2 separate regions of the Homo sapiens genome follow, and region 2 is linked to region 1. Evidence: read pairs that join two places in POLR2A ChIA-PET (ENCODE). Cell type or tissue: PC-9. All regions are shown on one strand. Links, peaks and the distances in the headings refer to the core of each region. The heading gives the core; the rest is flanking DNA.

Region 1 (9,264 bases), core at 732-8,731:
TGTCAGCACTAGAGAAAAACACGTATCTTCCTTCTCTTCCTGTGTCTCCATGGTGTGGGAGAGGAGGGAAGAAGAACTAACCTGAACGGCCAGCCACAGGCATTCACAGGGTCAGGTGCATGGTGGGCAGGGCCACTGAGCTGAGTAGCATCTTCTACGTCTGTGTTCCACCCAGGAGTGGGGGCAGTGAGGGGAGCAGGCCTGGAGATTTTAGGCTACTGGTGGGCCTCAGAATCTCCTCTGCAAGGACTTTAGAACTTCCAAGTCTCAAAACAGAAATCCAGAATGGGTAGTAGAAGACCCCTCTTAAGCCTCTAAGTCATGTACTCTGTCTTTTATCAAAGAAGGCTACACTGGGATTTTTAAGATATTGTGCTGATTAATAAAAATCATTCTTTCCACCCATTTGCAACTGAGTCTTTGTGTGGGTGCCTGCCTTAATTTCTAGAACCTAGAGAACTCTCTCCCTAAGTAGCCTTAGTGAAACCTGAATTCTTTCTAGGACTGTGCTAGATTTTGGAAGGCAAGCACTACACTATCTTCTTTTTGTTGCTCATATCTGGCCAAGAGCCTAGATCAGTGGTACACAGTAAATGTTTAATAAATGTTGATCAGCAAACAATATCTTAGCATATTCATTTCTTGGAAGTATTAACTAGTTTGCTTTTGTAACACCTTTTAGTCCAGCTTTCATTTTCCATTTTCCCTTCCTGAAAACACTCAAAGGCCATTTCTGTCTCATTTTATCATTCCTGGAAGAATATCACCCAAGTATATCAGGCAGTTTTAAGTCTTTTCAAAATTCATGGAAATAAGTATGGAATAATTTTTACCAGCCAATATTAATGGCAGTGCAGAAGAAAAATACAAATGCAATATAATTGTTTCACTGAATTTCTTAATTTTTATGTCTGTGTTAAATTTAACAGCAACTGAGTGGGGAAAGATTTCAGGTCATCTTTTCATTGTTCCATTCATGGCCTGTGCAGATAAGTTGCATCAGATCTGATGAGAAGTAGACTCAAATGAGTGAGCACTGTTTCTCTTCTTGTGGGGTGCTGCTGTGGGGTTCATCTTTCTTTCTAGACCAAGGAGATAGCTAAGAAGGAGAGAATTCACTGTGGTAGTTCTTGACTTGCATGTTGTAGGTTGCTCTTTATCTCCACCATGACTGATTTTAGCCTAGGGCTTTGGATCAGGCATAAACAGCCAAAGTTACTAACCTAACAGGCCAGACAGCTTTGCCATTTCATAGTTCTCATTTAAAAAATCTATCCAAGAAGCCCTACCTACCTCAAGTCAATCCCCAGCTTCCTAAGCATTCAAGGCCTTCAGTCTATATCCTTAAGGGAACACATCTGTAGAGACCTTCCTACCACAAGTGACACGTCAGCCCAGCCAAACACTCAGAGGGCACATTATCGTGCTAAGTCCTACACTAAGTGCTAGGGATATAAAATCAAATAGAATTTCAGCCTTCACCTTCAGGAGGTTACAGCCCAGTGAAGGAGACAGACATCCAGCCAGAAAATGTCAGTAAAATGTCAGCAAATGTGACAAATGACCAATTCCTCCACCTTGGTTCTAAGCATTCTCCTCTACCCCATAGTCGGGAATCTTAAGCTATTGTCTCTTTTCTCTCCTGATTCTTAAATCTTTCCTATCTGTTCCTTCCTTTAGCATCTAAATGTGTGGAAGCTTCTCCCATTTTAAAAACTGTAAAACTGGCCGGGTGCAGTGGCTCACTCCTGTAATCCCAGCACTTTGGGAGGCCAAGGTGGGCAGATCACAAGGTCAGAAGATCAAGACCATCTTGGCCAACATGGTGAAACCCTGTCTCTACTAAAAATACAAAAAAATTAGACAGGCGTGGCAGCACGTGCCCATAGTCCCAGCTACTAGGGAGGCTGAGGCAGAAGAATTGCTTGAACCCGGGAGGTAGAGGCTGCAGTGAGCCAAGATCATGCCACTGCACTCTAGCCTGGCGACAGAGTGAGACTCTGCCTCAAAAAACAAACAAACAAATAAACAAAAAAACTGTAAAACTACAATTCTTTCTTTACTTACTGTTACCATCTAGTATTAACCCTTTCTCTTTACTTTCAGAGCCAAACTTCTGGAAAGAGGTGTAGTCTCTCCACCTCTCTCTCCTCCTCTTCTTTCCATTCACTCCTTAAGCCACACACTATGGATTTCACCCTCGTCATTCCACCAAAAGCATTCTTCCTGAGGTCAAAAATATCTTTCTGGGTGGGTGCGGTGGCTCACATCTAATCCCAGCACTTTGGGAGGCCAAAGTGGGCGGATCACTTGAGTCCAGGAGTTCGAGACCAGGCTGGCCAACATGACAAAACCCCATCTCTACTAAAAATACAAGAAATTAGCCAGGCGTGGTGGTGCACACCTGTAGTCCCAGCTACTCGGGAGGCTGAGGCAGGAGAATCACTTGAACCCGGGAGGTAGAGGTTGCAGTGAGCTGAGATCACACCACTGCACTCCAGTGTGGGTGACAGAGCAAGAGTCTGCCCCCCCCCCCCAAAAAATCTTCCACATCATGATATTCAAATAATGCATTCTAGTGTAGTCAGCCCCTTCCTGGACATCTCAGCTCCATCTGGCACAGTCGATGATGTCCTCCTTTTAAAAACACTCTCCCCTTCGGCTTCATGAAACATTCCCTCATTCCCCAAATTCCACAAAACACCAAACCCTTTCCCCTTGAAGCAGACACACTGCCCTAGTCCAAGCCCACATAGCTCTCGTCTGAACCACAGCAGGAATGTCCCAACTGAGCTTCCTGTGTCTCCTCTCACCACCCTGCCCTCCAGCCCACTTGCCACATCACAGCCAAATGAGCTTTATTTAAAATATCAGATTTGATCATATCTCTCTTTAAACTCTTAATGATTTCCAACTTCCATAAGGATAAAGTCCAAAATCCTTAGCGTGGCCTGCCATAAGCATCCTGGTCTGATCTGTGCCTGCCTCTCTAGACTCAGGTCAAATCACCCTCCCCAGCCCTCTCTCCATTCTGGCCGGTGTGATCTTCTTATGGTAAAAAAAAAAAAAAAAAAAAAAAATATTGCATGGACTTTCTCATTTCAGCTGTTCTCTCAGCTTGGAGTGGTCCCCCTCCTCATCTTTGCCTGGCTAACTCCTACTCACTACTCAGATTTCAACTTAAATGCCACTTCATCTAGAAATCTGATTCCCAAGGAATTGGTTAAAGCCCAATATGATCATACAGCTTGTATAGCACTGTAGTTCTTCTTAACAGTCAGCACACCAATTATTACTTATCCAAGGTTTACCTTTACCCCTAGACATGACTGAATGAGAGCAGGGGCCATGCCTGTCTTGTTCATTGCAATGTCCCCAACACCTGGCATGGTGCATATTTTTAATGAATTAAGAAATGAATGAATATACTGAATGCATTAAGAACAATTAAGAGGGACACCTAAACCAGTCTGTAACAGGAAAATGAAGGCCAAGCATTTTCCAAATCTATAATACTATGATTTCTGGAGGAAGAATGCATAGAAAGAGCCAGATGCTTGTAAAGGACAGGTGTATTTACAGAAACAGCAAAGGTGTGTAGAAGGGTTTTAAAAGAATGATTGTTATTCTGAAGTGCTGTAAAATACAGCAGGATCTATGGTGTGAACAAAATCTAATAACTCTGGCCAGTAGCATGTTCTGAGAGAACATATGTTATAGTAGATGAATTTATGTTGCATATGTTTAGCTAAGTAAAGGATACTTACACAATCACTTCTAGAATGAGTCATCTGGAATTAGCTCATGCCCATAAATCAACACAACCCAGGCCTGAAAGAATCAAGGCCTTATACATGCAAGAATTTGACATTTAAAACAAAAAAAAAAGCAGCATTAGCAATCCATAAAAAATGTTAAATCATAAATGTCTAGAGCTGTAAGGAACCTTATATTATCCAGCTCAACCCCGCTACACCTCCTATCATTCTCATCCCAGGGGTGTGTAATATGGGAAGCTGAGGCCCTAGGAGGTTAAGTCACTTTCCTCTGGTTACATGTCTACTTTGTGGCTAAACTGGTCGTAGAAACTGGGTCAGCTGGGCACAGTGGCTCATGCCTGTAATCCTAGTACTTGGGAGTCCAAGGCGGGCAGATCACGAGGTCAGGAGTTTGAGACCAGCCTGGCCAATGTGTGGAAACCCATCTCTACTGAAAATACAAAAATTAGGCAGGTGTGGTGGGGTGCGCCTGTAGTCCCAGCTACTTGGGAGGCTGAGGCAGAAGAATCACTTGAACCCAGGAGGCAGAGGTTGCAGTGAGCCGAGATCTCACCACTGCACTCCAGCTTGGGTAACAGAGTGAGACTCCGTCTCAAAAAAAAAAAAAAAAAAGAAAGAAAGAAAAAAGAAAACAGGTCTGTATTTCAATGCCTCCTAATTATCTGTAACTTTTGATTCTGTAAACTTCAATAAGACTACTCCAAACCATGGCCTGAAGGTGGTTTTCTGGAAACCCTTACCTTCCTCCAGTCTTGATACCGATTCACTATATAGCATATCCTGCGTGAAGAGAAGCCTGTGGGTGCTGCTAACCTCAACACCTACCCCGTACCACCCACACTGCCGAGGGGCTTAGGAGTTCCTAATGGCAGTAACTGAAACACTTTGAGTAACTCCTTTAAATGATGTCCTGTTCTGTGGCATTAAGTAACATCGCTCTCATCTGTCCTTTGTGATTTCTCAGTCTCCCTGCTGTCGTATTTGGGAAATATAAATATTTGGGAATAAACAAACAATGTAAATAAATGTTTGGGAAACTTCTTGTGTTATAGAACATTATAGAAAATATACATATTTGTTTTCATCTATCTATATAGATATATAGATATATATATCTTCTGCATCATGATATTCAAATAATGCATTTTAGTCAGCCCCTTCCTGGACATCTGAGCTCGTTTGGCACAGTCGATGATGTTCTCCTTCACAGTTAGTTCCTGGTTCATAACTCCCACATCCCTTGTTACAGTCTTTCGTTATAATGCTGGGTGTGTTAGGTCTCAGGGGCAGGCCTCAGGAAATAATCTCTTTCCTGCATTCCTTTTACCTGACCCAAGGCAGGATTCTAATGTTCCCTGTCTTTCTGATTGTGGGTCTTAAGAGTCTCCCCGATGAGGGCCTCGCCTCATACCCTGGGGGAAGGAATGCTGATGTCACGAAGTTTCCATAAAAATCCAAGAGGACTGGGTTCAGGGAGCTTCTAGATAGCTGAACACATGGAGGCTCCTGGAGGGTGGAGCCCAGGGAGGGCATGGAACTCTGCATCCCTTCCCCTATGTCTCTCCCTATGTGTTTCTTCATCTGTATTCTTAGTAATATTCCTTATAATAAACAAGTAAATTTAAGTGTTTCCCTGAATTCTGTGAGCTGCTCCAGAAAATTAATCAAACCCAAAGAGGGGATTCCTGGGAATCTCAACTTCAAGCTAGTTGGTCAGAAGTTTCAGAGGCCCAGACTTGCAACTGGTGTAGAGGAGACAGTCTTGGGGACTGAGACCCAACCCATGGGATCTGACGCCATCTCTAGGTAGATAGTGTAAGAATCGAATTGGAGGACATTTGGCTGGTGTCCACTGCTTGAAGTGTGGCAACCAACCCCCTAACCCCCAACATATTTGGTCATAGAAGCCTTCTGTGTTGATTGTTGTAGTGTGAGAGTAAAGACACAGTTTGAGAGAGTTTCTCCCTGCACAGCCACTGATTGCACACTTTAGAATGGCTAAGGTGATAAAGTTTGTGTTATGTACATTTTATGACAATAAAAAATAATTACTCAACAACTTCCAGCTCCAGCCATGATGGTAAGCCCCACTCCTCCTAGATCCTCCCTCTTACAACTTAAAAACATAAAATAAATAAATTAAGATTGAATCCTGAAACATGTTCAATCAACCCATAGGAAGGTACAAAAAAGAGAGACAGAGGGACAGGAAATAGAGGAAACAAAAAGAAAACAAAGTAGTGGGGCAGATATAAGCCCTAACATATCAACAATTCCCTTAAATGTAAGTGGTCTAAATACACGAATTAAAAGACAGAAATTTGCAGAGGGGATAAAAATAAAAACATGTTCCAACAATAGGCTATCTATAAGAAATTCACTTCAACTTCAATTACACAGGTGGATTGAAAGTAAAAGAAAGGGGAAAAGATATACCCTGAATTCATTAATCAAAAAAGAGCAAGTCTTGGCTATATTAATATCAATGCAATTAGTAATCCTTGTTTTTAAACCACAATTTTAAAATTTCACTAGGAACAGCCTTGAAGAGCCTCTGTGTTTCAAGAATGCTGACATCTGCCAAAGGCTTTGCAGCCCTGTCTCAGACTGGCTCAGTCCACTTTAGCCCAGGTCATGCAGATTTGTCTCCCATTAGATGTGAAGAAACAAAGTGAAAGTCTCTCTTAACCTGCTCTTCTGCCCTCCTCACAAACCAATTAAAATAACTTGAGTCATTTTTCTAGCTTTGTATTGACAGAATTTTAAAGATGAATAATATTGTGTGAGAATTTTGAAAAAAGTGTATGCTGATAATACTGACAGGAACATAAATTGATAGAGTGTTTTTAGCAATTTGACAGTATCTATATACAGATGCTCCTTGACTTACAATAGGTTGTGTTCTGATAAAACTATTATAAGTTGAAAATAATCTTAAGTCAAAAATGCATTTAATACACCTAACCTGCTGAACATCATAGCTTAACCTAGCTTAAACTTGCTCAGAACAATTACACTAGCCTACAGTTGGGCAAAATTATCTAATTTAAAATCTATTTTATAATAAATGTTGAATGTGTGAGGTAAGAGTATCATACTACTTATCACTAGCTCTGGAAAAAGACCAAAATTCAAATTCAAAGCAGTTTCTATTAAATGTGCATCACTTTCACATCATTGTATAAAGTTGAAAAACCATAAGTTGAACCATTGTAAGTCAGGACCATCTGTAATCTATATAATAACTTTTAAATGTGAATATCCTTTGATTCACCAATTCTACTTCTATTCTAGTATAATTTTTCTAATGAAGTACTTTGGCATTTATACAAAAAGTTGTCCATTGCAACAAAATATTGGTAACATCAACAGAGGAATGAGCAAATACATTATGGTACATTCTTCTGTGGAATACTATGCAGCAGTTAAAGAAGTAAATTTATAGGTACTAAAATGTTAAAGAAAACAAAATGAAAACCAGGCCTGAAGAATTCTTGAGCAGACAAAATTGGTTATGCCTCATCATAACCTTGCTTGATTTACAAGCGTAAGTGAAACTTGAGCTATATTTTATAAATGCCTATATTAAAAACAGAACTTAAGCTCAACCAATCAGAAGTAGCCAATAAACTTATGTAACTAGGGACTTTCCAAAGGGATAGACCAAACAAGGCAACTGTATAATTGTAACCCATCAAATATTTTCTTTGCTTTACTTCTATGTTCATCCTATAAAAGCTGCCCTCTTGTGTTCCCTCCATGGAGCTCCTAAGCCACTTCTGGTTTGGAGCTGTCCCATTCATGAATCATTGTTTCCTCAAAGAGACTCTGAAATTTTGTTGTGCCTTAGTTTACTTTATAACAAACATAAATAGGGCTTTAGAACACATTTTTATTGATGTATACTGTTTCACTTGGGGTGTATAAAAAATTCCTACTTATAATAATGGTTTAAAATTTCAAATTTATTAGTGCTATGAAATTGCTACACTATTGCTAGTAGTGATATATTATTTTGCTCATCAGCACATGAAGCCTGGAATAGAGTGGTTATATTTGAATCCCCAGAGCATCTTAGAGTCTAGCACATTATATTTACTTAAAAATTGTTTAATTAACCAATTGATGAAAAAGGCCAGCAATTCCAAACTTCCTTCCAGCTCCAGTTCTTTGATTCTAACTGGAGAAAAACTGCCCTTACATATAAAATGTTCATGACAATACCTATCTCAGACAGCTGCTATAATGATAAAGTATCCAAAATTGCTGAGGTGAGGGGTGTTATAATTTGGTAGACAAATTCCAGGGGCTATTTGTTGTTACTCTTCATTGGACAAAACTACTTCTCTACAAAATTCAGACTCGCTCTGAGAAGTTTCAGAGAGCTAATTTCAGTGTGTATGAAGGAGGAGGGGCAGGGAGTGAAGGAAAGACAGGTGGAAATGTCAAACACTAAAACCACTGCTGTAGTTGAGAACAAAGCGGGAGCTGACGGTCAGCACTGATCATGAGTGCTAGACTTCTTAAAAAAGCAATGGTCATGTTACGGAAAGTCTCACATTTGTTAAATGCTTTAAGCACACAGTGTATTTGATTCTCACAACCAGGAAACTCTTGAAATCCAACCTCCAGAGACGTTCTAATCCAGTTCTCTCATCTACCTGTCATTCTTTGGTCATGCTTGATGGAAAACTAGATTGCAAACTTTTAAAAATTCCTGGGGCAAAGAAAATTTATAAATTTGTAGATTCATTTCCTGAAGCTGCCATAGCAGATGACCGCAAATGGAGTGCCTTTAGAAAACGACAGAAATTTATTCTCTCACAGTTCAAGAGGCCTGAATATGAAATCAAGGTGGCAGTAGGGTTGGCTCCTTCCAGAGGCTCTGGGAGAGAACCTGGTTTGGCTTTTCTCCTGGCTTCTGGTGGGTGCTGGAAACTCTCGGCATTCTTTTGCTTATAGATTCATTGCTTCATTCACCTCCAACTTCACATCATCTTTTCTGTTTTTGTTTTTTTTTCTTTCCCGTCTGTCTCTTCTCCTCTTATATAAGGATGCACACTTGTCATTGGATTTAGGGCCCACCCAGATACTCCAGGGTGATTTCATCCTGAGATTCCTAGCCTAATTATATCTGCAAAGTCCCTTTTCCCAAATAAGGTCACATTCAGAGGTTCCGGGTGAACATATCTTTGGGGGCAGGGGCACTCAACCCCCTACAGCTTGTTTGTATGATTTTGATTTTGGAAGAAAGCTACTAAAGCAGAAATATAAACAACAGAAGTAAATGCAAAAGATAAACTGAATGGAAATAAAAGCTAAAAATAGAAAACCGGCAGTTTCATGGGCAGTTTCAAGCTGACAGATTTAAGGAGTTTGTGGTATCTGTTCCAAAATTCTGCAATATCCTTTTAAAGAGGCTGACTCAAGCTTGGAACTAAAATGTTTACCACTTACCAACCAGAGCACACCACCCTCCCAGTGT
Region 2 (8,000 bases), core at 1-8,000, 140 kb after region 1:
CCTGCAACTTAGTCCAATTTCCAGGTCTCCCTTAGATTTTTCTCTGTTTTAATTTTTATTTTGAAAATGGAGACAGGGTCTCACTATGTTGCCCAGGCTGGTCATGAACTCCTGGGCTCAAGTGATCCTCCCGCCTAGGCCTCTTAAAGTGCTGAGATTACAGGCATGAGCCATCACACCTAGCCTCTCTCTTAAAACAACTTTATTAAAGATGTAATTCAGGCTGGGTGTGGTGGCTCACATCTGTAATCCCAGCACTTGAAAATTACTTGAAGTTGGGAGGTGGAGGTTGCAATGAGCTCAGATCATGCCACTGCACTCCAGCTTGGGTAACAGAGCAAGAGTCCCTCTCAAAAAAAAAAAAAAAAAAAAAAGTAATTCACATACCATACATTTCACCTGTTTAAAGTGTACAATTCAGTGGCTATTAGTATATTCACAGAGTTGTGCATCTATTACCAGAATCAATTTTGAGCCTTTTTTTTTTTTTAACCCCAAAAAGAAACCTCTTCCCTTTAACACTTATCCCCAGTCCACCTATCCTTCTCAGCCCTTGGCAACAGCTAGTCTACTTTCTGTCTCTATGGACCGGCCTAGTCTAGATATTTTATATAAATGGAATTATATAATATGTGGCCTTCATGTCTGGCTTATGTCATTTAGCATAATATTTTCAAAGTTCTTCCATGTTGTAGCATGGGTTAGAACTTCATTCTTCTTTTATTATGGTTGAATGATATTCCACTGTATGAATATACCACATCTTTTTTTTTTTTTTTTTTTTGGAGACAGAATCTTGCTCTGTTGCCCAGGCTAGAATGCAATGGCACGATCTCGGCTCACTGCAAGCTCCGTCTCCTGGGTTCAAGGGATTCTCCTGTCTCAGCTTCTCGAGTAGTTGGGATTACAGGTGCACGCCACCGCACCCGGCTAATTTTTGTATTTTTAGTAGAGGTGGGGCTTCACCTCCTTGGCCAGGCTGGTCTTAAACTCCTGACCTCATGATCCACCCGCCTCTGCCTCCCAAAGTGCTGGGATTACAGGAGTGAGCCACCCCGCCGGGCCACATCTTTTTTTAATCTATTCCTTCACTAATAGATTGTGGGTTGTTTCCACCTTCTCACTATGTGAGTAATGCTCTTATGAGCGTGCATACAAGTTTTTGTGTGGGCATATGTGCTCAAGTCTCTGATCCCCTAGATGTCTTGCCTATCCTACAGATCCAGGCCTACCACAAAAAAGTGTAGAAGGATCATATACCATGAGAACATAAAGGAGGGACATGTAGACTTAATTAGGGAGTCAGGGAAGGCTGCCCCTGAGGCCACCATATCCAAGCTGCGGCTTGAGAGATAGGTTGAATAGAAAAGTTTTTCAAACTGCAGCTGATCACCCATTAGTAGGTTGTGAATTCAGTTTAGTGAATCATGGCCAGCATTTTTTAGGAGGTGAACTAAAATAGAATAGTAGATGTTAGAGGACATTCCATGTGGTAAGGGTAAGTATTGTTGCATGAAATTTATTTTCAGTAGCTATATGAGCGCATCTAGCAAATTGTGACGTAAGAAGTATTCTATATTCCGGGTTGCAATCAGAAAAATATGAAAGCCACTGCTCTAGGGATTTTTTAAAAGGAGATTATTTATTAATCTGGAGCTTTAAATATGGTTCCACTAGAAGATTGGAGAGATACAGGAGAGAGAAGAACCTAGAAAGCTGAAGATCCTTTGAAAGCTTAAAGTTCTGTGATTTCTACACTTTTAAAATGATTCATTTATTCAACAAATATTAAAATATTTACCATAGGCCTAGATTGCACTAAATTCTGGGAGCATATGTAAGATTTGTGTGATTTTGTTTTTTTTGTGATCTGGCAGAGAAGATGTACAAGCAATTAAAATGACTTCTATAAAACATGGTGGGTTGAGGCCGGGTGCGGTGGCCAAGGTGGGTGGATCACCTGAGGTCAGGAGGTTGAGACCAGCCTGGCCAACATGGTGAAATTCCATCTCTACTAAAAATACAAAAAACTGGCCGGGTGTGGTGGTGGGCGCCTGTAATACCAGCCACTCGGGAGGCTGAGGCCAGAGAATTGCTTGAACCCAGGAGGCGGAGGTTGCAGTGAGCCAAGATCGTGCCACTGCACTCCAGCCTGGGTGGCAGAGCAAGACTCTTGTCTCAAAACAAAACAAAACACAAAAAAAACCATGACGGGTTGAACGCATAAGTACCTTTAGTTTTTCCAAAATGTCTCTAAAATGAAATAAAATAAATAATGAAATAAAAAAGACACAGGCACCTCAAAGGTAGGAGAATAGGAGAGGAGATCACAGCAGTTAATTGCCATCAAGATGTCTTTGGAAGGAGTCACTGACTAAGCTGACTGGCTTAGTCACTGACTGGCTAAGCAGAGGAAGCTGGACTCTAAGGATCTCAAAGAGGATATCAGTAAGTGAGCCAGTTAGCTCCATAAAACTCCAGAAAAGTTCAGGATTTGGAAGCTCTAGGTCTTGCATAAGGCTGTAGGATATATAGAGCGGGGGAAAAAAAGAGCATTAGATGGAGATCTGTAAAAGCTGTTAAGCCCCAGTTCCCACCCCCACCCATCAGATCCAGGTGCTTGCCCCTCCTCTCACCCTGAAGGTTCTATTGTGAAAAGCTGTAAATCATTAGCCATCCATCCCCCCAACCTGCAAAGGTACACACCTAATAGATATGATACACACCCATCAGAAACAATGGCACACTTAGTTTAGAAGGGAAAAGTGGGCATACCCTTGTGGGTGTGTCATGATCTTAGAGGGCCAGGGGATAAGTAGTTTGAAAGTGATCTCCAAGGTGATTTTGAAGACACAATTCTCCCATCCCACTCTCGATTACTAGCCACTGATTTTGTCTCAGGAGGCATTAGCCGCCTGTCAAACTGCTGGGACATTATTTTTCTCTTAGTCAATAAAAGTAGTTTGACATCCATCACATATAGCATTTGCTAGGTCTTGTGGGAGGCAACGATTACAACAAAAGGGTAAAATATTGTCCTGTGCTCATGGAACTTCAAATCTAGTTATTGGTGATTATATACATTCTAAATTAAACACTTTCAAAATAAGACATCTTGTCAAGGTGAAGGATTAAAAACCTTTTTGTCCTATCCTGTCTATATTTCCTCTCACCCCCTCCCATCTGGGTGTGCTCAGATAAACTTTAGAGCACCCAAGGTTTATAGAACTCCTGACAGCGACCTCACCAAAGGCTGGACTTCCTATTTGTCATAAACTTGTTGAAATTTTGTTTGACTGCTTTAGTACAGGAGTATATTCCCCAAGACAAGAGACCTGAGAGCTTTTCCCTGGTTAAGATACCAAGGATGATTTCCAAATTTTAGACATCCTTCCCCTTGTTCCACCAATTTTTTTTTTCTTCTGGGAAAATAGCCAGGATGATTGCAAAACATAAGCTTGTAAAAAGGCAAAACTCCATGGATGTAAGAAAGTAAATTTCTTGAGGGCCACACCCATGATAACGCTGGAATTTTCATTTAATTCCTAACTCATTTTTTGTTGTTTTTGTTTTTTTAAACTCAAATGTGTCTCTTTAATTGAGGTCACTTACTTGGTTGGGAGATTAATATTCTGGTGGGGAAACTTTCTTTTTAGAGTTTATATTGTTTTATTCCTTCAGTCACTCAGTATTACTAATGGGGTAGCTTTTGGAATTTTCCATCCCCCCCACTTTCAGATTACTTTTGTCTTTTTTTTTTTCCCTGAGAAATTAGTGAAAACAGTTTGAAGTCTTGCCACGTTGTAAGGAGATTTGCATTATTTAAGGAAACAGCTGGCAGATCTCTATAATGCCCCACCTCTGTTCTGCCAGTGCCTAAAATTTCCTTTGCATGACTCAGTTAAAAAAAAAAAAAAAAAAAAAAAAAACCAGAGGAGGGGAACGAGTGGAGAGAAGAAACCCTTGTTTCCCTTTCTGAGTTGTAAAAAGCTTTTATCAAGGTTTACATTTAGTCATGCTTCTGTCCTCTAGTGGATGGCAGCATGTGATGAACTCAGAGAAACTCTTCTCCCAAATTGGCCAGTAAGAACTCTGCAAAAACTGTGGATGAGCTGAGCTTACCTCCCATAATTTTATTTTGAAAATAAAAAATTTTCCCCACATAGTAAACACAGTTATCTTCACGAGTGTGGGAATGATTAAGAAAAAAAAACCAAGCTTAGATTTTGCAAGATGGGTGACCTGAAGTTTTGCCTAGAGGGAGAGAAGGGTCTCTTCCTCCTTTCACTCTGTTCTTGACAGCGCCTGCAGCCTGCCCTGGAAGAACGGGTTTCTTCTTCAGATAGAAAGGAATTGCTGGCTCTTCTGCCAGCCTTGCCCATAGGCCTGGCTGTTTCCCTGATGCACCTTCCCTGCTCAAGTTGCTATCCTTATCATTTTATATTTTTGTGCCAGTATAGATTTGGTCCTATAAGGCTGCAGATACATAGTGGGCAGAAAGATGGGGGGATGAGAGCACTGAGCCTACAACCTATTTGGAGGGACTCTGGGCAGCATGAGGATGAGGGGCAGGGCCAGGGCCACCGCTAACTAGTTAGCAGTCAGGCAAATAGTCAAGGACAGAGACCTTGTATACATTAATAGTGCCAGCATTTTAAAGATCTTTACCCAGGGAAGGCTGTATATATACAGTTATTTGGGAGAAACCAGAAATGGTGTATTTAAAAAAATTGGATGCCTTAAACTTCCAAATAAATGCGTTTTAGAGCTCACTTATCTGGAGGTTGGCCTATAACATTCCCTCTCTGATGTCTTGCCTTTCAACTGTTTTTTTTCACTTCTCAGAGTGGGCATGAGAAACCACAGGATGTAGAAACATGGAGTCAGTTTTGCTAAAGCAGGCCCTCATGAGACTTGGAAGGGAAGAGGTGATGAGTCCAATGAGAGTTTAAAATTAGATGTTCAGTTATTGATTCTATGTTTTCTTTGTAGTCAGTCTTTTTCTAATTAAAGTGGGTAAGACATTTGAATATAGGGAGATAAATGTGCTATGTTAAAGGATATAAAAAAATCCTGGAGGAAGTCTGAACTCTAAACTCTTTGGCAAGTCTTTCTGCCTGAATTTTGAAGCAAACTTAAAGATTATATATGTGGCTGGGCCTAGTGGCTTATGCTGTGGCTCCTGACCTTGTGATCCACCCACCCGCCTCGGCCTCCATCCCAGCACTTTGGGAGGCCGAGGCGGGTGGATCACGAGGTCAGGAGCCCAAGACCATCCTGGCCAACATGGTGAAACCCTGTCTCTACTAAAAATACAAAAATTAGCTGGGTGTGGTGGCACGTGCCTGTAGTCCCAGCTACTTGGGAGGCTGAGGCAGGAGAATTGCTTGAACCCGGGAGGCAGAGGTTGCAGTGAGCTGAGATCACACCACTGCACTCCAGCCTGGGCGACAGAGCAAGATTCTGTCTCAAAAAAAAAAAAAATTATATATATACACACCCCCACACACAATACATACATACACATATATACGTATACATACACATACATATATATGTATGTATACATTCACACATGCACTTATATATTCACAATGATAGTTAAGCTAGTTTTTGCCCTCCTTATCAGTATGTCACATATCCATGTTGTTTCCTGGTATATCCAGCTGTTTCCTTAATGAGACTGCCTCCATCTTTCAGATATTTACCAACAGTTGAGTATATACTTGGCTTTATTGCAGGACCTGGCTATGATACAGATGGATGTACTCTGTATAGATGCCCAAAATAACTTTTATTTTTATGATGGTTAGATTTTGCCTGCATATTTAAGGTTTTGCTGTATATACTAATTTGCTTCAGAGTCAGAAAAATAGCAGCAAACTCTGAGAGGGGACTGAAAAAGTATCACTGACTTAGGGGTTATTATAGTAGGAATGGAACTACAGAGATAGCCTTTGTCACTGCTTTGTGAGAAAGCAGTGGAGAAAAATACAATAGCTCCTATTTATTAAAAGCTTCCTATATGTCAGTACTATATGTATTATCTGTTTTAATCCTCACAGTAACTGTGTGAAGCGGGTCCTAATTATCTTCCTTTTACAGATGAAGAAAGTGAAGGCAGTCTTTAGGTGTCCTCCCAAAGTTGCAGAACATGAGAGGCAGAGTGTGGATGAGGCTCTATGTCTTAGATTATAAGGACAGTGCTCATTTCCATTGCATTAAGGAAAATATCCTAGTCTATCCTGTTTAATCCTAGGAACCCTGTGGTGTGGAGAGGTTTTCTCTTACATACCAATTCTAAGCCTCTGCTTTGATCCTTTGTCTTGGTAGGCATCTTCTCTCCTCATTTACTGCTCACTGTGTGAGGATGATAGGCACTCCTCAGTTATAAACATCGCCCTTGCAAACATAGCAGCTTGGTCGCTCTCTCTGCGGTCTACCCTAAGGGCTCCCTAAATGCCCACACATGGCGGCAGGTGCCAGACTGGGGCCCGAGCAGGGCACTGGCTCTCCACAGCCTCCTCCATACCGCTGCCTGCTTTTTTTCTCTCATCTCTTCCCCCACCCGCCATTGTTTTTTTGTGTTTCCTTCCAGGCAGATTAGTTAATTCCACCTCAGGTAATCTCTTATTCTTTCTATGACAAAATGCATTCTTAGTTTCACACTGTTGTCATATAAATGAAGGAACCCTTTCACACAAATTGGGAATTGGCAGGATTTGATTCATCAATATTCTAGGCTGTTAGTTTTCCTTTTGCTGTGCTCACACAGAACCAGATACAGCAGAATTAAAGAGTAATAGGCACCCTCTAGTCCCTTGCTACTCAAATTGTGGTCCATGACCAGCGTCATTGCCAATACTTGGGGCTTGTTAGAACTGCAAAATCTCAGCCCCTCCCAGGCCTACAGAACCAGGTCCTGTAGTCTAACAAGATCTGCAGGAGCTTATTTGCACATTACACTTGAGAAACACTGTAAGCCTACCCTATTTCTGTCCTTTTCTTCCTAAGCTAAATGTTATGACTTGGTCACAGCTGAAAGCCTTCAGTGCCATTATTAGTAATGACGTTGGTGCTGATAAGGTTTGTAGATAACATTAAACTGAAAATGTTTCTTGACGTTAAACTGAGAAATGCTTCTAATGACCAGGAAGACAGAATTGAAAGTAGCCTTAATTAATTGAAGTGATTACTGTAAAACAGGTTAAAATTGCATAGGGAACACTGCCTGCCTGGCGAAGCATTGCATGGTGTGAGGAGTGGGCACAGGCGCAGCACTCAGGTGTTTTGCGTTTGTCTAGAAACACTGTCCTTTCAGTCCTTAAGCCTCATGGACAGCTGTTTCTCGGGGACTGTCAGGGTCTCAATTTTGAATTGTCTTACTGATTTTAGATGAGATAGTTTATATTCCAGAGGGCTTTTTTTTTTTTTTGAGACGGAGTCCCACTCTGTCGCCCAGGCTGGAGTGTGATCTCCACTCACCGCAACCTCCATCTCGCGGGTTCAAGCGATTCTCCTGCCTCAGCCTCCCAAGTAGCTGGAATTACAGGCGCATGTCACTGCGCCTGGCTAATTTTTGTATTTTTAGTAGAGACGGGGTTTCATCATGTTGGTCAGGCTGGTCTTGAACTCCTGACCTCAGGTGATCTGCCTGCCTCGGCCTCCAAAAGTGCTGGAATTAGACATGAGCCACCACGCCGGGCCATTATTATTATAATTTTTTTTAAAGACTAGTCTAGTGTAATAGAAGAGGGAAAGAGAAGAACAAGAAGTTCTGTCTGTAACTGACTGTGGACAATCAATGGAGATAATTCACAGCCTGCAGATTAGCCAGAGGGCCAATTGTTAAATCCTCATTATGCTGCCACTCTTGAGTCCTGTTAGGTTACTAGAAAGCAGTGCACCTGGAGACTCGGTACTTCTGTCTCAGAGCTGTCTTTCTAAAGTAAGATTTAGCATTAGGCCCTTAGTTTTTAACTGGGAAGTTGAGCAGAGAG

Evidence for each region. ChIA-PET counts read pairs that join two places held together with the same protein. Peaks named below come from ENCODE experiments on the same cell type or tissue, not always from the same donor. Only the 100,000 strongest peaks of a DNase experiment are listed, where the experiment ranks them.
Region 2: POLR2A ChIA-PET joins it to region 1 with 24 read pairs; 2 of 35 experiments call an interaction of 5 or more read pairs at or near these places.

The regions. Positions count from the first base shown.
Region 1 is chr6:25,170,282-25,179,545 of GRCh38, forward strand. No RefSeq gene overlaps it. Among named protein-coding and RNA genes, the nearest start is that of CARMIL1, 100 kb to the right of the region's middle. RefSeq lists an enhancer at 4,452-4,952. In PC-9, for the core only: no CTCF peak of the experiment used is centred there; DNase peaks (open chromatin) are centred at 2,740, 3,920 and 5,100; H3K27ac peaks cover 5,727 bases.
Region 2 is chr6:25,309,003-25,317,002 of GRCh38, forward strand. The region is part of intron 2 of CARMIL1 (capping protein regulator and myosin 1 linker 1); the gene reads left to right. Among named protein-coding and RNA genes, the nearest start is that of CARMIL1, 34 kb to the left of the region's middle. RefSeq lists enhancers at 2,101-2,601, 6,657-7,347. In PC-9, for the core only: no CTCF peak of the experiment used is centred there; DNase peaks (open chromatin) are centred at 2,389 and 3,919; H3K4me3 peaks cover 614 bases; H3K27ac peaks cover 2,159 bases.